Linked DNA regions of Homo sapiens: region 1 is linked to region 2. A link is an interaction called in ENCODE POLR2A ChIA-PET data of the cell type or tissue named here. Cell type or tissue: Panc1. All regions are shown on one strand. Each heading gives the region's core, and the rest is flanking DNA. Links, peaks and the distances in the headings are about the cores only. Region 1 has its middle 75 kb from the start of MBOAT2. Region 2 has its middle 41 kb from the start of ASAP2.

Evidence for each region. Peaks named below come from ENCODE experiments on the same cell type or tissue, not always from the same donor. Only the 100,000 strongest peaks of a DNase experiment are listed, where the experiment ranks them.
Region 1: POLR2A ChIA-PET joins it to region 2 with 6 read pairs; 3 of 35 experiments call an interaction of 5 or more read pairs at or near these places.

Annotation. Positions count from the first base shown.
Region 1 is chr2:9,073,646-9,082,784 of GRCh38, reverse strand. It overlaps the pseudogene RPL30P3. Among named protein-coding and RNA genes, the nearest start is that of MBOAT2, 75 kb to the right of the region's middle. In Panc1, for the core only: no CTCF peak of the experiment used is centred there; no DNase peak of the experiment used is centred there.
Region 2 is chr2:9,161,169-9,170,307 of GRCh38, reverse strand. No RefSeq gene overlaps it. Among named protein-coding and RNA genes, the nearest start is that of ASAP2, 41 kb to the left of the region's middle. In Panc1, for the core only: no CTCF peak of the experiment used is centred there; no DNase peak of the experiment used is centred there; H3K27ac peaks cover 1,419 bases.

The sequences.
Region 1 (9,139 bases), core at 587-8,586, 87 kb after region 2:
TATTGGGCACCATTTTTTTTTAACCCAGCACATACTGAAGCAAGCAACACGTGTGGGAACCATCTGAAAAACAGACAACAAAAACAAATCTGGGAACACTTGAAATTATTGGACATGGACTATAAAATAACTGTGCTTACTGTGGTGGGTTGAATCATGGCTCCTCAAAGATGTCCACATCCTAGTCTCTGGAACCTGTGAAAATGTTACTTTATATAGTAAAAGGAACTTTGTGGATATGATAAAATGAATGATTTTGAGATTGGAGAGATTATTCTGGATTATCCAAGTAGGCTCATTGTAATCACAGGTGTTCTATAAGAGAAAGGCAAGAAGATGTGAGAGAAAAAAATGTAAGTATGTAAGCAAAAGTCAGAGAGGAGATAAGATCTTACACTTCTGACTTTGAAAATGGGGGAAGGGCTCACAAGCCTAGGCATGTACATGGCTTCAGGAAGCTACAAAAGGAAAGGAAATGGATTCTCCCCTAGATCCTCCAGAAGAAAGCAAGGTCTTTCAATACCTTGATTTTAGCCCAGTGAAACTGATTTCAAAATCCTGACCTCTAGAACTTTAAGATAATAAATTTGTGTTGTTTTAAACCACTAAGTTTGTAGTAACTTGTTATAGGAGTAATAGGAAACTAATACATTTATTATGTTTAAAAAAGTAAAGATTAGCTTAAAGATATCTCGGAAAAGATGAAACTACTGTTAGATTTCAAAAATAACTAAATAGTACTTCTAGAGATTAAAAAGACAATAGCCAACATTTAAAACTCAGTGGATGGGTTCAATAGCCAATTCAACACAGCTGAAGAGAGAATTGATGACCTGGAAGTTAAATCAGAAGATATCTAGGATGCAGCAAAGAGAGACAAAAAGATATACAGTAAGTTAGAGAGGCTAACATGATAAAGTCTAAATTTAATCAGAGTCAAGAAGGAAAAGAGTGGATGGAAAAAGAGAGTATCTCAAGAGGTATGGGTGCCTTTCTCACTTTCCACCGTCTTGGTGACTGCTCTTGGTTGGGGGCCATCCCACACCTAGGCAGGAAGATGGTAGCCACAAAGAAGATGAAAAAGTCACTGGAGTTGATCAACTCTAGTTATGAAAAGTAGAAAGTACATGCTGGGGTACAAGCAGACTCTGAAGTTGATCAGACAAGGCAAAGTGAAATTGGTCATCCTCTCTAACAACTGCCCAGCTTTGAGGAAATCCAAAATAGAGTACTATGAAATGTTGGCCGGACTGGTGTCCATCACTACAGTGACAATAATATTGAATTGGGCACAGCATGTGGAAAATACTACAGAGTATGCTCACTGGCTCTCATTGATCCAGGTGATTCTCATATTAGAAGCATGCCAGAATAGACTAGTGGGAAGTATACTATGCAAAATTTTTCTTTTTTCTTTTCTTTTTTTTTTTTTAAGACAGAGTCTCGCTCTGTCACCCAGGCTGGAGTGCAGTGGCGCGATCTCGGCTCACTGCAAGCTCCGTCTCCCGGGTTCACACCATTCTCCTGCCTCAGCCTCCTGAGTAGCTGGGACTACAGGCGCCCACCACCATGCCCAGCTAATTTTTTGTATTTTTAGTAGAGACGGGGTTTCGTCGTGTTAGCCAGGATGGTCTCGATCTCCTGACCTCTTGATCCACCCGCCTCGGCCTCCTAAAGTGCTGGGATTACAGGTTTGAGCCATCGCGCCCGGCCTCAAAATTTTTCTTTAATAAAACTTGCCAGAGCTTGTTTTTAAAACATTTTTAAAAAGGAGTATTGGCTGAAATTTTCTACTGCCAATGAACAACATCAATGTGCAGATTTAAGAATCCCAATCAATCCTGGATATTTTGGGGTGGCTTTATAGAGGCAATATAGCATAGTGGTCTAGAACAAAGATTTTTAAAGTTTGTAAGCATTATTGAATTCTAGTTTTGCCACTTATTAGCTACGTAGTTTTGGGCAAGTAAATTGACGTCTCTGAGCCTCCATCTCCTGATATATTAAAATAGGGATAGTATCTGATTTATTGGTTGGTTATGAGGAATAAATATGTATAAATGTGATTAGCATAGTAATAGGTCCAAAGTAATATGCAGCACATAATTGGTGATATTTTCAGTAGTGTTCAAAGGAAATTTTCTCATGATGAGTTGAAGTCTGCTTTCCGATAATTTCCATTCATTCATCTTTTATTGTTTTTAGACAGGGTCTCCCTCTGTCTCCCAGGCTGGAGAGCAGTGGCATGATCTCTGCTCGCTGCAACTTCCACCTCCCAGGCTCAAGCAATCCTCCCACCTCAGCCTCCTGAGTATTTAGGACCACAAGCAGGGATCACCACACCTGGCTAATTTTTGTATTTTTGTAGAGACGGGGTTTTGCCATGTTGCCCAGGCTGGTCTTGAACTCCTGGGCTCAAGCGATCCTACCGCCTCGGCCTCCCAAAGTGCTAAGATTACAGGCGTGTGCCACCACACCTAGCCTCCACTCATTCACCTTAATTCTGATTTCTGGAGAAGCACAGAACAGGTCTGCTTCCTAGTATATCTACACATTCAGTCTTTAACTTTTTATAGCTTGGTAACTGCAGAAGAGCAGGGCCAGGTGAACATCAGGACTCCCTGACACTGGTCATGATAAGCCAGTGTTTCATATAGTTGCAATAATTTTCTTGGCAGTGTGGAATCTCTCAAAGACAACTGGGAGTCTAAGAATTCTAGAGTGTGAGAGCAGCAGTTGGGTGTTAGAATCCAGCAAGCTCATTCTGCAGGTGAAGAATAGGAGGTGCAGGGAGTGGAAGTGACTTAGCTAGACTCAACTGGTGGTTGAGCCATCCACCTGCCTCAGCCCCCAAAAGTGCTGGGATTATAGGCGTGAGCCACCATGCCTGGCCTCTGCTCTGTATTTAGAGTAGACTTTACATCTGCCTGGTCAACCAGACCATGATCCAGGGCGCAACATATATTTTCTTTGTAGCTTGATGATGGATTTTCTAAATTTGAAAATCCTTTCATTTTAATTTCCAAAAGTCCTTTCTAAATTTAACTGAATTTGTATAGTGCTTTTTGGCTCTTCCAAGAATTCCCTTCCCATGGGAGTTGCTTTAAGTGGGCCTGGTGCTCATTCACTTGCTGACGTTTCTGACTCCGCAAGCCTCCATTTTTTAATTTGCCTGAGTTTCACCACTTCCTTTTATCAAGTTCTCCTGGTTTTGTTTGTTTGTTTGTTTTGAGACAGAGTCTCACTTTGTTGCCCAGGCTAGAGTGCAGTGGCACGATCTCAGCTCACTGCAACCTCCGCCTCCCAAGTTCAAGCAATTCTCCTGCCTCAGCCTCCTGAGTAGCTGGAACTACAGGCACACACCACCACGCCTGGCTAATTTTTGTATTTTTAGTAGAGACAGGGTTTCACCATGTTGCCCAGGCTGGTCTCAAAGTCCCGACCTCAAGTGATCCACCTGCTTCGGCCTCCCAAAGTGTTGGGAGCTCCCAAGAGCCACCTTGCCCAGCCTCAATTCCCTTCTGAACTCTATATTCATTTATGTGTTTCATATATTCATATTATTTGCCTTATTTCTTTCTTTTTTTTTTTTTTGAGATGGAGAGATGGAGTCTCACTCTGTCGCCAGGCTGGAGTATAGTGGCACGATCTTGGCCCACTGCAACCTCTGTCTCCTGGGTTCAAGTGATTCTTCTGCCTCAGTCTCCTGAGTAGCTGGGAATACAGGCGCCCACCACCACGTCCAGCTAATTTTCGTATTTTTAGTAGAGACGGGGTTTTGCCATGTTTGCCAGGATGGTCTTGATCTCTTGACCTCGTGATCTGCCTGCCTCGGCCTCCCAAAGTGCTGGGATTACAGGCATGAGCTACCGCGCCCGGCCACCTTGCCTTAATTCTTAGCAAGTTAAATTATTTGCTCTTAAAAGTGGGCTTGATGGGGAGGAGATAAACCACAGCAATATTCTTTTTTTTTTTTTGAGACAGGGTCTCGCCCTGTTACCCAGGCTGGAGTGTAGTGGTGTGCTCTTGGCTCACTGCAGCCTCAACCTCCCAACCCCAGGTGATCCTCCCGCCTCCCGATCCTTCCGAGTAGCTGGGACCACAGGTGCACACCACCATGCCCAGATCATTTTTTGTGTTTTTGGTAGAGATGGGTCTTGCTATGTTGCCCAGGCTGGGTCCCAGCAATATTCTACCAGCAATTCAGTAACGTGTAAGCACCACCCACTTTCGCGTGCTTCTCAAACCCCCACTGATCAGCTGAAGCACAACATATGCCTCTCTCAAGGTGTGAGCCTTTATGAAGACTGGCTATTTTATCTCCACGCTTTTTTATGTCCTAATAATAGTGGCTGAATTATCTGGGAAGCTTATACACATTCCTAGCCTATTAGGGCATACATCCTCCCAAGATGGCCATTTATTTAGGCTTTTAATGTCTCTGTTTATAGAATGCAACTTCGGTGTTTAGGACCTAATAGCTTTTGAATTACTCTAGGCTTCATGAAAACAGCACCATTTCATTTTTACCACCATTTTCTGAAATATGCTGGTAAAAATGAAATGGTGCTCTTTTCGTGAATCGAGTTAACTGGGGTCGCACTGTCGGTAGTACAAGTTCCATACAGCCAGGACTGGGAGGAATAATTTATGTCTTTTTTTTTCCACAGGAAAAATATAGGCCTTTCAATGCTGTAAGAGAAATTTTGTTTAATGCATAGGAAATTACTTTGGCATACAACCCAAAACTATCTGTGGAATAATTTTCAGTATCACTCATGATAATTTTTAATGTGTCAAAGTGGAAAATTGGACTCACAACCCTTGGAAAGCCTCCTGTCTGAGAACTTTTGAAAGCAGCACTGGAATGAGGTGAATGTGTAACTATGCTTCATGTCAGACCCGTCCTGCCATCTTCTGAACTTGCTGGTCACGTGAACTGGCTTGTTCTGTGAATTTCATGTTGTGGTGCCATCAAGGTTAGTAGAGTGAGGGTTGGTGGAGCCAGCTGGCTTATTCAGTAAACATCTGCCTTTCTGAAAGGAAAAGAGAGTGAAGAGGCTCATTCCTTGTGTGCTTGTGAATTTCAAATGGGCTGCCTACAGACATTGTCTACAGCATGTGGCCTAAACAGCCAGGATGAAGGAAAAATTCTCCTGCAAAATCCCTAACCTGAGATCCAATAGCCTGAAACAGTTCAGTCTTTTCCCCACTGTCGTCTAAACCTCCAGACATGTTATCACAAAGGGACAGCAATGTGATTGATGGACACAGTAATAAGAGGTTATAAACTTAATTTAATGGCAAAGGGTAAAAAATTGCATAGAGGTTATGATATAAGGCAGAAGCTAAACAGATTCCCAGAACCCCAAGGGCTAACCAGCTAATAATATCACTGCCCAGCCTGAGGACTCCACCGGGGAAAAGTAGCTTGTCTTTGCCATTCACGTGGGGAAGCCATGATTTAAATTCTCATCCCCCTGTGCCCACGTGCACCTGACTTTGGGGACTGTTTACATGCCTCCCTCCTCACCAGATGCAAGGGATTGGTACAAAACACACCCAGCACATACAGCCTGTTTACTGTGGCTGAATTAATCAAAAGTCAATTCTCTGCACAACTTATCATATCATACCACTGAGCAGAACTAGACCTCAGGCTGGAGGTCCATTCCTGTATGTCAGTAGAAATCATTTCCCTGTTGTCAAAAGACAAAATTAGAACAAATTCAGTTTAAAATATATAGATATTTTTGATTGAGACAGGGTATCCCTCTGTTGCCCAGGCTGAAGTGGAATGGCGCAATCATGGCTCACCGCAGTCTTGACCTCCTGGGCTCAAGTGATCCTCCCACCTCGGCGTCCCGAGTAGCTGGGACTATGTGTGTGTGCCAGCACACCTGGATACTTTTTTTATTTTTTATTTTTTTAGTTTTTTTAGAGATGAGGTTTTGTCATGTTGTCCGGGCTGGTCTTGAACTCCTAGGCTCAAGTGATCTGCCTGCCTTAACTAACCAAAGTGCTGGGATTATAGGCATGAGCCAACACACCCAGTTGTCTTAAAAATCTTTTTTAAGATCTGGCATTTATTTGCAATTCTACAATTGGGGCAACACCTCATTCTATAAGATAGAGTGTTTCGATGAGCCAAGCACAGGAGATTGGCTTTATAGACAGAAAAGGCCTAAGAAAACAGAAACAGAAAACAAAAAGCAGATTGGTAATTGCAAAGTTACTCTTCCTTGTAAAGCAGAGGGAACTTCTTTACCATGTTGATTCAAACTGGCCTGTTTGGGGATTTGGCTATTATCTTTCTCTGTCTCCTGATTTTTTGGAAGGTCAGATAAACAACTTAGTTTCAGTTGGAAACTCCAGCGTGAGTCACCCCAGTTTGGTTTGGTCTGTTGAATCTAGTGCAGGAGCTCAGTTCTATCCTAGAGCCTCCTATAAATTGTACTGAACACTATCAAATCCCTTTTGGGCAGCAGAGCACCTGTAGCCTAAAGGATTCAGATCATTCTGAACTGAGGGATGGGGCTGTAGGGGCAGAAAGGGACAATTTCTTTCCTCCCCATTTATAAGGGCCACACCCAACATACTAATACCAAAGACAGGTTAACAAGAGAAAAGCGCAAGTTTATTTGATCATAGTTTTACAAGACGTGTGAGCCTTCAGAATGAGTGACCAAAAGATACAGGGAAAATGATCTATTTTTATGCTTTAGTTCAATGAAGTACAGACAGGCGTGTAGAAAGGGGATTGGACAGGAAGGCTATGGTCTAATGCTAATAGACTGACGGGGGAGACCCAGCGAGGCCTGTCTGTTCAGATTCTCCGTGGCCCCTCTGTGCAGAATTCCTTCCTCTCTGGTATGGGGAAGGACCCTTCTGGGATGAGGGTCTTAATTTCTTTATGGCCAGTATCACACAGAAAGGCAAAGGGGTTAGGGATTCAAGTCATAGTTTTGGACTTTATGGCTGGCGTTGGGGGAAAGGGGTTTTGGTTTTTATGACCCACCCTGGGGAAGAGGGATTCTGGTTCCTATTGCTTGCCTCAGGACAGAATCAGGGACGAGGGACAGGAGGGCAGGAGAAGGTCAGGGAGAGACTTTGTGTCTGAGGCTGCTTCTTAGGCCTTTACTTAGAGTGTCATTTTTCTGGGCCCCAGCAGGGCCAAAATGTCTTTGCTCTGTCCCTTCAACATACAGTCAAAAGGAGCTGGAGTATTCGAGGCTCTAGTTTCTATCCCCAAAACACATCCCTGTCTCCTTTTCCTTGGGAAGGCCACTGCTCAGCTTCTTTTGATAAAAGCACAGGACAGAGACAGCCATCAAGATGTCAAATAGCTACAACTGCTATGGCTGCCAGGCAGTAGATAAACCTGAGTAAGAAGATTTCACCCACAGATACTGAGTCCTTAAGGCAGAGGGGATATTACTAAATAACCCTTTCAGTTGTGACCGCCAGCTCAGGTTTTGAGGCAGCTAGGGGTGAACCCGGTCTGCATGGACAACTGCTGGACACCAGGCTAGCTGTGAAACAACTCGTGTAGAAATGTAGCTTTCACTCTTGGGAGAAGGATGACCTCATTACCAACTTCAAAGGATGGGGTATAATGACTGATCCAGTCTCGTGATGTGCCAACCCCTGTAATCAGGGGTGTGAGTCTGTTACCATGGGAGGGTAAGAGAGGCGTTCCAGGCAGAGAATAGCCATCAGGTGTGGGTGGAATTCGAAGCCTGTTTTTCTGCCTGCAAACATGGCAGGTGTCCATTTCCATATGAATCCACAAGGACAACATATCACCTGGTGTAGGGTATTCTCATTATCTGAGCAATCATTATTCAAGTCACCACAGTTTTTTGTTTGTTAGTTGGTTTGTTTGTTTTTGAGATAGAGTTTTACTCTTGTCGCCCAGGCTAGAGTGTAATGGCACGATCTTGGCTCACTTCAACCCCTGCCTCCCGGGTTCAAGCGATTCTCCTGCCTCAGCCTCTGGAGTAGACTGCCACCATGCCCAGGTAATTTTTGTATTTTTAGTAGAGACAGGGTTTCAACAGGTTGGTCAGGCTGGTCTCAAACTCCTGACCTCAGGTGATCCACCTGCCTTGGCCTCCCAAGGGGCTGGGATTATAGGCGTGAACCACTGTGCCCAGCCGTCACCACAGTTTTTGTTGTTTTTAATTAATTATTTTTACAATTTCAGCTTTTATTTTAGACATGGGGTACCTGTGCAGGCTTGTTACCTGGATATATTGCACCCAGGCAGGATGCATTGTACCCAATAGGTAGTTTTTAAACCCATGCTTCCCCCACCTTCCTCTCTAGTAACACATGGTGTCTATTGTTCCCATGTGCCACCATTTTTTAAAGACTATACCAGGAAGCCTTTTTTTGTTACATGAGGAAATATTCATTAAAGAACTGACCACCTGTGAAATCAGTCCCCATTCAAATGTCACTCCAAATGTCAGATGAACACTAGTTAAAAGTGTCTAGATTTTGTTGCTTATTTCCTAACACCGTAAGTAAACAGGTGTGCCGACTGAGGTTACCAGGTGAAGTTAATAAACCTCTTAAGGTCTGCAGTGCTGTAGAATGCCAGTTTTATTTTTGGCTTTGCCACTAACTAGCTTTGTGAACTTTCACAAGTTACTCCTCTTCCCTGGGCCTCAGTTTCCTCATCCACAAAGCTTAGAAGTTAAAACAGATCAGTATTTTGAATCTAGTTGGACACTAAACTCACCTGGGGGGAGGTTTAATATGTGTTTTCTTTTAAAAGCTCAGAGTGCCCCTCCCTTGTTCAACTAAATCAGAATCTCAGGAGGTGCAGCCCTAACAGGTGCAGAGTTCAGATTCCCCAGGTGATTCGAATTCAGTTAAGAGTAGAAATCAACTGGCTGGGCGTGGTGGCTCACACCTGTAATCCCAGCACTTTGGGAGGCCGAGGCAAGCAGATCACCTGAGGTCAGGAGTTTGAGGCCAGCCTGGCCAATATGATGAAACCCCGTCTCTACTAAAAATACAAAAATTAGCTGTGCATGGTGGTGGGCACCTGTCATCCCAGCTACTCTGGAGGCTGAGGCAGGAGAATTGCTTGAACCCAGGAGGTGGAGGCTGTGGTGAGCCAAGATCGCAC
Region 2 (9,139 bases), core at 659-8,658:
CTCCTCTGCCCAGCCCTGCTTCCTTCGCTACCTTACAAGGCGATGGTCCCTGGGGTACTCGCTACTAACCCTCGTCCATGAGAATGTTTGTATGTTATGTCTGTATGGATATGATGAATGCCTTATGTGTGTATATAAGTATCTACACAAGGTATACATAGGTACAATGTATTCCATACAACGGATGCTGCATGTATGTATGTATGTATTGCACACAGTGTATACACACATATCATGCATTACATATGAGGAATGCTGTAAGTCATTAGGGCTTAATTCACTGACATCCTGGTTGAGAAGCACTGCCTTGGGTGTGTGCACCCACTTTTCTGGTCTAGAAAGTCTATCTGAGGACTGTCCAGGAACTCATGCCCAGCCCTCTGACTCAGATCTGCTGCCCTTGGGGCTCATCCTTGGGTGCTCCATAGCTCCTCTGTACTGCACTTTTCCTCGGCGGTTCCTTCTGTCAGAGGCGTTTGAACTAGAGCGACTCCATCTTGTATAAGGGCTGGGTAAAATAAGGCTGAGACCTACTGGGCTGCATTCCCAGGAGGTTAAGCATTCTAAGTCACAGGATGAGACAGGAGGTCAGCACAAGGTACAGGTCACAAGGACCTTGTTGATAAAACAGGTTGTGGTAAAGAAGCCGGTCAAAACCCACTAAAACCCACCCAAACCGAGATTGTGATGAAAGTGACCTCTGGTTGTTCTCACTGGTCATTATACGCTAATTATAATGATTAGCATGCTAAGAGACACTCCCACCAACACCACCACAGTTTACAAAAGCCGTGGCAATATGAGGAAGTTACCCTATATGGTCTAAAAGGGGGAGGAACCCTCAGTTCCGGGAATTGCCCATCCTTTTCCTGGAAAACTCATGAATAATCCACCCCTTGTTTAGCATATAATCAAGAAATAATCATAAAAAATAGGCAACCATCAGCCCTCAGGGGCTGCTCTGCCTATGGAGTAGCCATTCTTTTGTTCCTTTACTTTCTTAATAAACTTGCTTTGACTTTATGGATTTGCCTAGAATTCTTTCTTGCACGAGAATCCAAGAACTCTCCCTTGGGGTCTGGATGGGGACCCCTTTCCAGTAACATCTCCTCAAATGCTCTTCTGCCCCTTGCGCTCCTCCCGCCTCCTCCCCAGCTGCTGCCTTAGGCACCTGGCCTGCAGCATCAAGACTGTCCTTCCAGGGCTCCTCAGCCACTCATTCTTCTCACTGACTGCAGGGGGGACTGTTTCTCTAACCCCAGGAGACCTTGCTGAGTTGGCAGAAAGGGACTGGCTCCTGACAGCATCAGCAAGAGAACTTCCCTCTGGAAACAAAACACACCCATTTCCATGGTGTGTCCTGTTTTTTCTATTCTGAAGAGGCAGCGCCAAACCCTATGGAGAACAGCGAAATGCATTCTTTGAACTTCTGCTTTTAAGCATTTAATGCCCACCACAAGTGGGTTTCACCATCACTTAAGGAGAAGATTAAAGAAAGTACTTCAACAACTAACTTATGGCCTAGATGCAAATAACTTGTTTGTTGAGCAGGAATTTCTGGTGGTCTGGGCTGGCCAAACTCCTGATTTCTATCCAGATGCTTAGATCATGGTCTTGGGGTGTCGAGTATCTTGACATTCCTAGACAAAAATCAGCTCAAGAAAAATGTCTTAAGGTAAAGAGAATGCTCAGAATTTCCACCTCTCTGGCTATCTCATGGGAAAATAAATAGCCTAGATTAAATATGAAAAGCATATTTCCTTCAGTGTCATAAGAGTCATCAGAGTGATCTCTTTAGATTTTTCAAATGTTGGTCAACTCATGGGGAACTATGTAAAGTGTTGCATGTGCTGGTATTTTGGAAGTCAAAGTTGACAGCACAATCCAGAGAATGCGGTCCTTCCAGTGACTTTGCGGCTAATGATGTGCTGAGTGACACAGGCTGGAAGGCACTGACCTGCTGTTGCGCTGAATATTGACAGAGGGTCAGTGGACAGAGCTGAAAGCACAGCGCTGGGATGAATGGCTCCTGCTCTGCAAACAGACACTGTTGATAAAAGGGAGGCAGAACCGCAAGTGGCTGACAGCTTTCATTAAACCCTAGAGCTGGAAGCAGACTGAAAGGTGACTGTGTCCTCAGGGCACTGGTGTTTAGTGACTTTCCCAAAGTCTGGCCAGAGACTTTTCACTTTATGGATTTGCCTTGAATTCTTTCTTGCACAACATCCAAGAACGCTCTCTTGGGGTCTGGATGGGGACCCCTTTCAGGTAACACCTCCTCACCTGCTTTTTTGCCTCTTGCGCTCCTCCCTGCCTGCCCCTCAGCTGCTGCCCTAGGCTTTGCAGCAGAGCCACGGTGAGAACTGGACCTGCTGCCTCGCCCTGGGCACCCAGCTCTGGATGTTGATTGGCTCCTTAGTTATCAACAGCCAGCTGTGCCCAGGCAGGCTATACAAGGTCACAAAGGTTAAATAGGCCATGGAGGAAGCACGGCAGAGGCTCGGGTCCTTTTCCTGACTAACTGTCCCACGTCCTTGATTCGTGGCCCCTGGGAAGTCAGTCACCAGGCAGAGGGATGCTCTAGCTGACATTAAGATGAATGGATTGACCACTAACTCATCGTGTGGCTTCGGGCAAATCACATCACCTCTCCAAGTCTCAGGTTCTTTATCTGTAAATGAAAACACTGGTTGAAGATGTTGCTCCAGACATCCAACCCTTGCTTTCACAAGGAATGCAGTTTTCCTTATAGCTGTGCCGTTGACCTTCCTCCACATGCAAACCGAGAAGGGTGTGTGTGACAACCCATGTCCTAGCCCTGTTTTCCGAAGCTTCGGGTGTCACACATTGTGGAATTCTCAGGGCAAAAGGCACTTGTCTTTTGTTTTTCTGTGCTATGCAGTGTCTTTAGCATGGAGAGGAGTCTCTTCACTAGATAGTGGGCGAGGGCTACCTGTCTTCTGTGTTCTATCATCCCCGACTTCCCCACCTTGCCCTGCCCCATTTGAATCTTAAAATGCCGTAAGTGCAGCTGACCCGAGGGCCAGGGGAGAAATAGCTACACGAGCCCAAACCAGAAGCAGCTGGGATCTGTCTGCTGGGCTGTGATTCATGCCAGCAGTGTAGGATGGGGACTCAGGAGAGCTGGGTTCTAGTTTGTTTCTGTTGCTTCCTCATCTGAGCAAGGCTCTCCGCCCAGCTGAGCTTCATTCTCCCTCTGAAACCTCAGAAGAATCAGCTCTCTGGATGCCCAGGTCTTGGGCCTCCTGTCCCTCAGATCCCTTTGCGGCTCTTCCCTCTCTTCCGGGTCACAGAGTGGGCCTGAGGCCTGCAGGCGGGGTACCCAGGCTCAGCATTCCCTGGCTTCTGGAGGCTCTTGGCCAGTGGGAAGCTCTGGGAGGAGACAGAAGGAGTAAGAAGGTGGAAGCCCGGCTACTTCTCCCTCGGCTCTGCCTCCAACTGCAGCTGGGCAGGCCTGCCATGGCCCCAGTATCTACCACATGACCCCAGCCCTGGGCTCAGCTGATGTCACCTCTCACCTAGGGTGACAGTGGCTTCCTGCTGTTGCCTCACTGTCTGCCTGCCAGCTCAGCTCCTCCATCTTCTATTCCTGGTGGAGCCTGGACAACCACAAGACCCACACTCCCAGAGTCAGTGCTCTGTGTCTTCTAGAATCTTCTGTTCCCCACATTTTCTCATTTGAAAGTGAAAGTTTTGTGCTTGGTGATCTTCAGTCTGTTTCCAAACACGCGAGCTCTGCACCTGTAACAAGTCCTTTAGGCCCATGCAGTGGGGGTTAAATTCACCATTTAGTCCAGTGATTCCCAAACTTGCCTGAAGAGCTCATTAACAATGCAGGAATACAGGCTCCAAACCCTCGGACTACAAAGCAGTCTCTGGGGTAAGGCCCAAGAATCTGACATTTATCAAGCATCTCAGGAGATTCTAGTGCAGGCATTCTGCTGCCCATTCTTTTTTTTTTTTTTTTTTTTTGAGATGGAATTTCACTCTGTCCTACAGGCTGGAGTGCAGTGGTGCCATCTTGGCTCGCTGCAACCTCTGCCTCCCAGGCTCAAGTGAGTCTTCTGCCTCAGCCTCCTAGGTAGCTGGGACTACAGGCGTGCGCCACCACCATGCCCAGCTAATTCTTGTATTTTTAGTAGAGACAGGGTTTCACTATATTGTCCAGGCTGGTCTCGAACTCCTGACCTCGTGATCTGCCTGCCTCGGCCTCCCAAAGTGCTGGGATTACAGGCGTGAGCCACTGTGCCCGGACTTGCTGCCCATTCTTATGGTGCCTGTGGCTCCGGTTTATTGAATAAACCTCAGAGACTGCAGAAAGAGCCAGGTGCTGCTCCTCGGTCATGCCCTGTGGCTGGATGGCACTGTGAAGTGTCAGCCACATTTTTTTTCTTAACCTTCCTCTGACTCTTGCACCCAGCAGGTGCTTTGAAGCAAACAGAATCCAAATCTGGCTGATGGGAGCAGAACAAGACTTCTTTGTAGGCAATGGGATGACTCACAGAATCTCCAGAAGGGCTGGTGCGCCAGGCCCAGACAGTACACAGCCGGAGCCATATCCCAACTGCAAAACAGCAACAGTCCTCCAGGACACTCAACCCCTGGTTCTGGCCACAGGCCGCTGGCTACACCAGGATGCCACCATTAGGGTAGAGATTTGATCCCATAGTTAGCTGTTGCCACTGCCAGAGAGCTCTTTGCTCATTTCATTATGAATTTCCAATTCAAGATCAAGGCTACATGTAATGCACTGGCCTCAAGCGAGGCTGGGGAAGTGAGTATCTGGCATTTTTAGCTTCTAGAAGCAGAAGAGGGCTTTTCTCACATGAAGACCCATAGGCGGGAAATTCTGTAAATATAGGAAGGGGGTTCAGCCGCAAGAACAAAAAGAAAGACAATTGTCTGCTGCGTGAACCTTGCTTCACATCCCTCCCCCCGACTGCCTGGTTCACCTTCTGGAGAGAAGGCTTCCGTGGCTCCAAGAGGAAGTTGTTATAGCAGAACCCGAGAACAGGGGATGAAATTCTTGGTTTTAAAACTGTGAATTTTTTTGGCTCTGGACCCATGTTAGAATCTTCTGGGAGACTTTTTTTTTTTTTTTTTTTTTTTGAGACAGAGTCTCACTCTGTCACCCAGGCTGGAGTGCAGTGGCGTGATCTCGGCTCACTGCAAACTCCACCCCCCAGGTTCAAGCAATTCTCCTACCTCAGTCTCCTGAGTAGCTGGGATTACAGGCGCCCGCCACCACACCTGGCTAATTTTTGTATTTTTAGTAGACTCAGGGTTTCACCATCTTGGTCAGGCTGGTCTTGAACTCCTGACCTCATGATCCACCCTCCTCAGCCTCTCAAAGTGCTGGGATTACAGGCGTGAGCCACCGCGCCCAGCCTCTCCTGGGAGATTTAAAAAAATATCCATCCCTGGCCAGACGTGGTGGCTCATGCCTGTAAACCCAGCACTTTGGGAGGCCGAGGCGGACGGATCACAAGGTCAGGAGATCAAGACCATCCTGGCTAACACGGTGAAACCCTGTCTCTACTAAAAAAAACACAAAAAATTAGCCAGGCGTGGTGGCGGGCGCCTGTAGTCCCAGCTACTCGGGAGGCTGAGGCAGGAGCACGGTGTGAACCCGGGAGGCGGAGCTTGCAGTGAGCGGAGATGCACCGCTGCACTCCAGCCTGGGCAACAGAGCGAGACTCTGTCTCTAAATAAATAAATAAATAAATAAATAAATATAAAAAATAAAAAATAAAGAATACCCATCCTTGGCCTAGCACAAACCAATTGAATCAGAATCTCTGGAGCTGGGGCCTGGATGCCAGTATGTTTTGTTTTGTTTTGTTCTAATCTCCCCAAGTGATACTGACATGCGTCAGGGCTAGGAGTCACTGCTGTAAAGTCTGAGAAGCTATGAGCAAGGTGTAAGACAGGGCGGGAGGGTTTAGAATCACATGTGATTAGGCAGAAGTGCTTCCCCCACCCTCCTGGCACACTGGAGAGGGGTCCTGAGCTGGTGGAGAGGGGAGACCCAAGAAGGGGGAACAGGAGGGGGCATGGGGTGGGCCTGACTCTGCCCTCCTCAGGCTGGGCCCCAGGGCTGGGTAGGGGTTGCAGGAAACTTCAGATAAGCTAATGATTGAGGGCAGAGGGTTCTGCTTGGAGCTGCCTGGTCGCCTTCCAGTGCTGCCCCTGCCCCGGGGCACTGGGAGCAGCCAAAGGCTTTTCCTCTTGTGACTGAGCCAGGCTCAGTCTGGATGCCAAAATAAGCCATACCTGAGGCTCCTATGGCCTGGAACGAGGAATGTGGTAGGGACCTCAGGACTGGTGGCCTGATGGGTGGGGCCACAGGAGGTGGCAGATTCTGGAGCCAGAATGCAAGAGCTTGAATCCAGAACCCACCACTTATAGGTCTGTGACTCGGGCAAATTACATAACCTCTCTGTGCCTCATTCTCCTCATCTGTGAAATGGGACTAATACTGTCCCCACCCCGATAAGGTTGTTTTGAGGGTTACCTGGATGGGTATCTGAAGCACCAAGCACCATGTTCAGGAGATACACCGTTAGCTCTGTATGGGAGCATCCTACAGAAATACACACATGGGCATGCAGACGTCTTTACGGATGCCAGCCCAGGGGGAACCAGATGCAACCCCCATGCCCTAATGCCAAAAATGCCCCAGGGAGAAGAGCTGCAACTCTAGGGAGAAAGTGGGGAGCAGAAACACATACATTGTCTAATTTTATCATGAGTCAACTGAGAAACTTTTGAATTGGCAAGATTTTATTTTCTGTGACTAAGAGGAATGGGAGCTAAAGATAGAAACTAAGTCTAGCTCCAAAAAACTAAAGAAAGAACCATTTTGCATACCTGAGTATAGGGCTTAAAAAAATGCCTATTTTTGTATATTTTATAGCTCTGGAGCTATAAACTTCCAGGAGACTTTCTTGGGTCATCACAAACACAACACGTCATTGGTGTCTTAGTGCATTTTCTGTTGCTATTAGGTTGGTGCTTTTTATGCCATTAAAAAAAAAAGTATGGCAAAAACAGGCTGGGCGCGGTGGCTAATGCCTTTAATCCCAGCACTTTCAGAGGCCGAGGCGGGTGGATCACTTGAGGCCAGGAGTTTGAGACCCTCTGGCCAACATGGTGAAACCCTGTCTCTATGAAAAATACAAAAATGAGCTGGGCGTGGTGGTGGATGCCTGTAGTCCCAGCTACTCAGAAGGCTGAGGCAGGTGAATCGCTCGAACCCCGGAGGTGGACGTTGTAGTGAGCTGAGATCATGCCATTGCACTCCAGCTTGGGCAAGACAGAACGAGACTCCCTCTCAAAAAAGAAAAAAAGAAAAAAAAGTATGACAAAAACTGCAATTACTTTTGCACCAACCTAATATAACTGAAGACCTGAGACTGGGTAATTTGTAAAGAAAAGGAACGTATTTCTTTTCTTTTCTTTTTTTTTTTTTTGAGATGGAATCTCGCTCTGTCACCCAGGCTGGAGTGCAGTGGCGTGATCTCGGCTCACTGCAAGCTCTGCCTCCTGGGTTCATGCCATTCTCCTACCTCAGCCTCCCAAGTAGCTGGGACTACAGGCGCCCACTACCATGCCCGGCTAATTTTTTGTAATTTTAGTAGAGACGGGGTTTCACCGTGTTAGCCAGGATGGTCTTGATCTCCTAACTTTGTGATCCACCCGCCTCGGCCTCCCAAAGTACTGAGATTACAGGTGTGAGCCACGGCCCCCGGCCGAATGTATTTCTTATAGTTATGGAGGCTGGGAAGTCAGAGGTTGAGGGGCCACATCTGGTGAGGTCCAAGTTCAACGTGAGTTTCGGAGGGGACAAACATTCAAACCACAGCATTCTGGTGTAGGAAAATATTGAAGTTTGTTCACTGCCATGTTCTCTTAATAAAGCAAAATCTTATATGTGACTAAAATATCCAACCACAAGATAATGTCTAAAAAAATTCTAGTTTATGAATATGCAGCCTGTTAAAAATGATCATTTTAAAGAGTATATATAAACCTCGAAGTATTTTATGGTATACATTTTTTTTTTTTTTTTTGAGACAGAGTTTCACTCTTGTTGCCCAGGCTGGAGTGCAGTGGCACGATCTCAGCTCATTGCAGCATGTGCCTCCTGGGTTCAAGCGATTCTCCTGCCTCAGCCTCCCAAATAGCTGAGATTACAGGCGCTCACCACCACACTCAGCTAATTTTTATATTTCAGTATTTTTATATTTCACCATGTTGGTCTGGCTGGTCTCAAACTCCTGACCTCAGGTGATCCATCCACCTCGGCCTCCTAAAGTGCTGGGATTATAGGTGTGAGCCACCGCACCCAGCCAAGTATACAATTTTAGAAACAGACTGCAAAAATGTAAGTATGATGTGATGGGAACCACATGGTTGGCAAAGAATGGAAGACATACGAAGGGGAATATAGTTTTTGTATTAGGACAGTGAGGTTACGACTATTGCCTCAACATGTTAATGTATGTTGTTTTTGAAAGAAACAAGTCCTTCAGGCTCTGGTCCTATCTGCATTAAAACACATCATATGGACTGCGGTGGGACATTCTTGACATTTGAAGTCCCTCGTAGGAGGACTCCGATGGGGGCTGCGGCCAACTGTCCTCAGCAGCCTGGACAGTGACTCTGCAGGACCCTAGGGTGGTTGCCACCCCTTCTCTGCAGTGCCTGGGGCAAAGATGCTCTACCAGAAGCTACTACTGCCAGCACAGAATAAACATGCCATCCCCAATCAGTGGAGAAGTTTGGACTGTTTTATAAGGATGTCAGGGAAATTAGCAGGGGAAATGAGCTATCCATGTAGAAAAGATAAAATCTGATTTTGGTCTTATGTTGGGTTTCTCACACATGGATCCTGAGCTGAGGATTTGTGAGCAGGTGAGTATACATATATTTTTTTGTTTGTTTGTTTGTTTTTGTTTTTTTTGAGACGAAGTCTCGCTCTGCTGCCCAGGCTGGAGTGCAGTGGCATGATCTTGGCTCACTGCAACATCCACTTCCTGGGTTCGAGATTCTCCTGCCTCAGCCTCCCAAGTAGCTGGGACTACAGGTGCCCGCCACTACGCCCAGCTAATTTTTT